Linked DNA regions of Mus musculus: region 2 is linked to region 1. Evidence: chromatin loops called from intact Hi-C (ENCODE). Cell type or tissue: left cerebral cortex. All regions are shown on one strand. Each heading gives the region's core, and the rest is flanking DNA. Links, peaks and the distances in the headings are about the cores only.

Region 1 (2,912 bases), core at 111-2,610:
AAAATATCAACGTAGAGCGGTGGCTCTCAACCTTCCTAATGCTGCAACCCTTAACTCAGTTCCTCATGCTGTGGTGACCCCCAACCATAAAATTATTTCATTGCTACTTCGAAACTGTGACTTTGCTACTGTTATGAAACGTGATGTAAATACCTGGTGTACAGAATATCTGATTTGAGACTCTCAAGGACCCACAGGTTGGGAACCACTGACCGAGAGAATGAAAAGCACACTTCGGCTTATAGTTTCTATGCATAGTCAGTGGGCTCCATAACTTTTGTGGCAAGGTAGGATATTATGGTAGAGAGTTATGCTGGAGAGCAACTGTTCACATCATGGGAAGTGGGAGCTAGCTCATAATAGCTCTTCCAAGGGTGGGTCCCCAGTGTTCTAACTCACTTCTCTAGGGTCTGCCTCCTAAATGTACACCATCCTCTAATTGCAGTGGCCCATGGACTACATCTTTAACCTAGGACATTTGGGGGAAAACTGCATTTCTAAACTGCAGCGTAGCCCAAACTAAGATACTCTGTGTGCCATATTTAAACACAGCAGAAGACAAATCTCAACAGTCTTAAGATTTCAGTTACACACTGGACGTGAATCATGTGACATATGTTGGATTAAATAAATTACAAAAATTAATTTTACCTTGCTGTTTTAACTTTCAAAACTATGTGCCTACTGCCAATGCTTAAATGTGTGTGCATCACATTTCTACCAGATAAGGCTGTCTAGACTTCAGATGCAAGAGGCAATTAAGTTCCCTGTTTACTGATTCTGATTTGAGTTGAGCCTTTGCTACTTGCTAATAATAGAGTTAGGAAGGCACAGGAGTGGGATGCCTAGGCCCCTATACATTATACTACTATACATTACTGGGCTGAGGCTACAAAACGTTGAGTTCTCAAGGCATGTAGCATTTATACCTCTTATTTTTCATTTCTGAACCCTGGGCACAATTTTCCTAATGTCAGCTATCTATCTATCTATCTATCTATCTATCTATCTATCTATCTATCTATCTATCTATCTATCTATCTATCTATCTATCTATCTATCTATCTATCTATCTATCTATCTATCTACCTACCTACCTACCTACCTACCTACCTACCTACCTACCTACCTACCTACCTACCTACCTATCTATCTATCTATCTATCTATCTATCTATCTATCTATCTATCTATCTATCTATCTATCTATCTATCTATCTATCTATGTTTCCCCATTAGACCCAAAGATCCATTTATCCGGATGGCCCCTGCCTCTTGGTTTTCAATCAAAACAGATTTCTGAGCCAGGATGAACTCTGAGGTGCCCCTGTTGGGTGAAAGCTCACTTCACAGGTATGAAAACCAATTCACTACATACCTGTTGCAATATTCTTCTCCATGCCTTTTGACACTCTTCTCCAGGGATGGGGCAAAAGTTCTGTAGGCTGCTTGCCTGTGCTCCTAGGTCTCTTTTCATAATCCCTTGGGTGAGATGATCAGCTTGGTTGCACTGCCCCCTTGTGGCGTCAGCAAATTGTAACCAGCTGCTCGGGTTTGGTGGGATCTAAGAAAATGGTGCAATCAAGAAACAGAGAACTTACATTGGTTTTATTTTTCTGTGCCTATATGTTTAAATACAATTGATCTTTTACTTGGCAAAGTTAAAATTTGGAGGGAAAAAGTATAGAATTAGCTTAATAGGAGTGTTTTTCAAGGTTAAGAGCAAAGGGGAACTGATGGAGAGTAAGAAGCAAAGACTGACCCCAAGTGAGGCAGCGAAAGAAACGAAATCTTAAAGGAGGAGCAAGGGCAGCTGTAGTGGGAAGTGCACAAGCATGAAGGAAACGGGACCTTTAGACAGAGCAGCAATCGCTGTGGAGCAAGTCCGCCTCCGGTCAGGGCAGGACTTCTGTTGGGTAATAACTCTGTAAAAGGGTCTTCTTTGTTACATCGTGAAAGGGGCACAGGGAAGTTACAGCTAAGACCCCAAGAGAGTTTCTCGGGCAGGAAAGATGGATGGGTCCAAACAGAAACCTCATGCAAATCACTCAGACTCAGCTCCTAAGGGGTGTCTCAGCCTCCAGTGGAAGGCATGTTGGAAGCTAGGTCACAGACAGAATATTTGGGCATAGAACCCAATGACAGTGTAAGGTCATCCTTCAGGTAGGTAAACCTGATGAGACAAAAATGTCAAAGACCAGACCACTTTGAGGGGTCTTTTGGTGAGGCCATCCTTCTTGGCTACGGAAGAGTGCTGTTGATGAGACCTCACCTCACTCTGACCTTTGCTTTATGTGTCCTGGGAGAGAGAGATTGCTGCTATCTTTCCTTAGACTTCCTTCCCTTCAGATTAGGGCTCCACCCCAATGAGTTCCTGTCACCTTAATCATCTCTTCAAAGTTCTTTTTTATTAGATATTTTCTTTATTTACATTTCAAATGTTATCCCCTTTCCTTGTTTCCCCTCTAAAAACCCCCTATCCCATCCCCCCCGCCCTCCTGCTCACCAACCCACCCACTCCTGCTTCTCAGTCCTGGCATTCCCCTATACTGTGGCATCAAACTTTCACAGGACCAAGGGCCTCTCCTCCCACTGATGTCTGACAAGGCCATCCTCTGCAATGTATGCAGCTGGAGCTATGGGTCCCTCTATGTGTACTGTTTGGTTGATGGTTTAGTCCCTGAGAGCTCTGGGGGTACTGGTTAGTTTATATTGTTGTTCCTTCTATGGGGATGCAAACCCCTTCAGCTCCTTGTGTCTTTTCTCTAGCTCCTCCATTGGGGCTCCTATGCTCAGTCCAATGGTTGGCTGAGAGCATCCACCTCTGTATTTGTCAGGCACTGACAGAGCCTCTCAGGAGACAGCTATATCAGGCTCCTGCCAGTAAGTACTTGTTGGCATCCACAATAGTGT
Region 2 (2,912 bases), core at 183-2,682, 500 kb before region 1:
CAAAAAGAAAAAAAACAAATTCCTGTAGCTGGTTCCTAGGAGTGTGATCAAGTCAGCCTCCGTGTACTAACAGTGTTAGAGGACCCCAGAGGATACCTGGAGGGAAACATGCAGTCATCTTCCCTGAATAACCGGTTCTTAATGATCTGGTAGTGGGTTCCTAGCTTCCGCCTGACCACCTCAGCCATCATCTTCCTGGAGATCCCACCTCGGAAAGGAGTCAGGTCCTCTTCTATGACGCTGTGCAAGAACAATGGAAAACATCGAGCCAAAGCAGGCCACGAGGTTGAGGACGCCATCCCATCTATCCCCAAGAGTTTTGTTTAGAGGATACACTAAGCAGGGGGGAGAGCAGGGGATAGGAACGAGCCACTCTTCCACAAGAGCACCATGGATAACTGAGAAATATCAAACTTGGGAGCATAGGCTGCAGTCACCAGGGAGCAAATCACATCCCTTCTCAACTTCAGCACAGAGTGAGTTTCAGTATCATCAGCATCTTTGAGGGATCAAATAAAAAATGAAGAGCTAGGACTGCTATTTAGCTGATGGACTATCAGAGGGGTTACGTGGCTTGCCCTGAGGGGTAGTCGGCCTGCTTTCAATGTACTGAACTAACCCTGCCCAAACGTGCATACCTTAAAGATAAAAACCAAGAGGAAATACTGATTAGATGATAAACATGCTCGTTCCTTTTCATGTGCAGTTGCAGACAACTAGCACCAGAGAGAATAATAACAAGACATGAACTCTGGACCTAAGAAGCTTTCAAGAGAAATAGAAGAAATAGAAAGCACATGTTGCTAAAATACCATAGGGAACAGAGGCAATGTGGAGAACACCGAGCCTCTCCCATCCCAGAGCATTTCCATACATTACGAGAGCCATCTAAGGTCTCAAGACATGCTTAGATCACTAATAACTGCCATCAAGATCTCTCAAGGGACTTAGCGAAGGTCCCTACAAGAATCCAGCTCTCAGAGACACACCAAGGAACTCACCCGTGATAGCAGCTGCAGTTTTGACTTGAACATGGTTCATAATTCTCCAAAGCCCTGTTAATTTGGTCAAGAAATACTTTCCATTTTGAGCCTTCAAAAAGTGAAGGAAATGAGAGTTAACAGAATAAATGCCCTTGGCATTCGTATTTGCCAAGCACCAGGCAGAAGCAACAGAAGACCAACACTTGGAGAAATCCCCTTCCTTTCCCAGTAGTGGAAATGCCAAGAACGATTCTTTGTGTAACTTGTCGGGGCTTGAGTCAAGTCTGTTCCTCTACCTGCGCCATCAGGTATCTAAGAAATTGGAAAAGTCACAAGCTATTAATGTTTGGCCTTCAGTAGGTTATGGAGACACCGGACTTCGACATGGATTCTCACCTAATCAAACTGAACCCCATCGAGACAATCAACGCAAACTCAAATCCTCCCTCATCTGTTTTGTCCTAATAGCTAGCAAGTGCCTCCCACCCTCCTCTGGGGAAGCACGGAACAGCGTTCTGCTGTAAACAGGGAACATCCCTCTCTTCCTACCATCCCCAATTCTGGAGGATGGGGGTTACTCTCTGGGATCCAGGACCAGAAGAAGAGGCCCACCAAACACCTAGGCTCGCCCCCGCCCGCTGTCCAGCTCGCGTTGCAGCCGCACAGCATCCTCCGCGCGCCGGGGGCCACAGCGAGCACCCAGGGACCCGAGCGGACCCCGAGCCGCGGCGGTAAGCTCGGCCCCGCCCGGAGCCCACCTGAGTCCTTCTGGCGGCCCTGCACCGGGCACAGGAGCAGTAACAGCATCCATGCCCTAAGCCGAGAGCCCGCCCGACGCTCCATCACCCGCAGACCACTGCGGATTCCCACCCGCACGCCGGCGGAAGCGCCGCCCAGCAGAAGGATGGCGGCGGACGCCACGGCACGTGGGAGCTGCCCTACACAAAGATGGCTGCCGAGCCCGCCCCTAGGCCTCCGGGAGCCTGGCATGGGAAATAAGGCAGCAGGAAGCCCATTCGGGTGGCACATTTAATAATGGTCAGTTCTGTGACAAACCGAAGGTTGGAGGTAGTTTGTTTTGTGCTTCAGCTATACACAGAGCTTAGGTTAAATCATTCCTTGGCTAGGTCACTCCAGAACACCAAACTACTTATTTATTGATCGTATTGAACGGATGTCCCCAAAAGGTTGCACAGGTCCATTTATAATAGGAATTTCTAGCAATATAACACAAATAGGCCGTGTTAAACAAGCCCTTGTTTTGTACTGAGGTTTGTGATAGGCTGCAAAAGACCATACCAAACCAGATTATCAATAAACAAATTGGATGCCAGGCAGTGGTGGCGCATGCCTTTAATCCCAGCACTTGGGAGGCAGAGGCAGGCGGAAATCTGAGTTCGAGACCAGCCTGGTCTACAGAGTGAGTTCCAGGACAGCCAAGGCTATACAGAGAAACCCTGTCTCAAAAAAACAAACAAACAAAAAGCAAATTGGACGTTTTTTAAAGCTATGTATCATTATCATTAAATTCTTTTATTCTTGGACTGGAGAGATGGCTCAGCGGTTAAGATCACTGACTGCTCTTCCAAAGGTGTTGAGTTCAAATCCCTGCAACCACGTGGTGGCTTACAACCTGGTGCGTCTGAAGACAGCTGTAGTGTACTTAGATATAATAATAAGTAAAACTTTTTAAAACATTCTTTTATCCTTGAGATAGAGTGTTATAGTATAGCTCAGACTGGTCTCCAACCCATAATCCTCTTGCCTCAGCTTCTAAAGTTTGTAGGTACCAGAGCTTGCCAAACACTAACTGAACTTCAGAACTTCGAACGTGCAAACAACAAACCAGGAGCCTCACAGCAACTGATCCAAAAATAGACCAGAAAGGACTGGAGAGATGGCTTAGTATTTTAGAGCACACACTGATCT

The links. A loop is a pair of places that touch in the nucleus more often than their neighbours do. Peaks named below come from ENCODE experiments on the same cell type or tissue, not always from the same donor. Only the 100,000 strongest peaks of a DNase experiment are listed, where the experiment ranks them.
Region 2: a loop joins it to region 1, with 4 times the contacts of the local background. A loop is called at or near these places in 2 of 42 quality-filtered maps.

What each region holds. Positions count from the first base shown.
Region 1 is chr16:39,051,651-39,054,562 of GRCm38, forward strand. No RefSeq gene overlaps it. Among named protein-coding and RNA genes, the nearest start is that of Gm36585, 63 kb to the right of the region's middle. In left cerebral cortex, for the core only: a CTCF peak has its summit at 1,528 (motif pointing left); a DNase peak (open chromatin) is centred at 1,512.
Region 2 is chr16:38,548,342-38,551,253 of GRCm38, forward strand. Poglut1 (protein O-glucosyltransferase 1) reads right to left here and starts at 1,915. Exons shown (of 11, transcript NM_172380.4): 1 at 1,742-1,915; 2 at 1,002-1,092; 3 at 97-240. The coding sequence starts at 1,826. In left cerebral cortex, for the core only: a CTCF peak has its summit at 1,457; a DNase peak (open chromatin) is centred at 1,912; H3K4me3 peaks cover 1,816 bases; H3K27ac peaks cover 891 bases.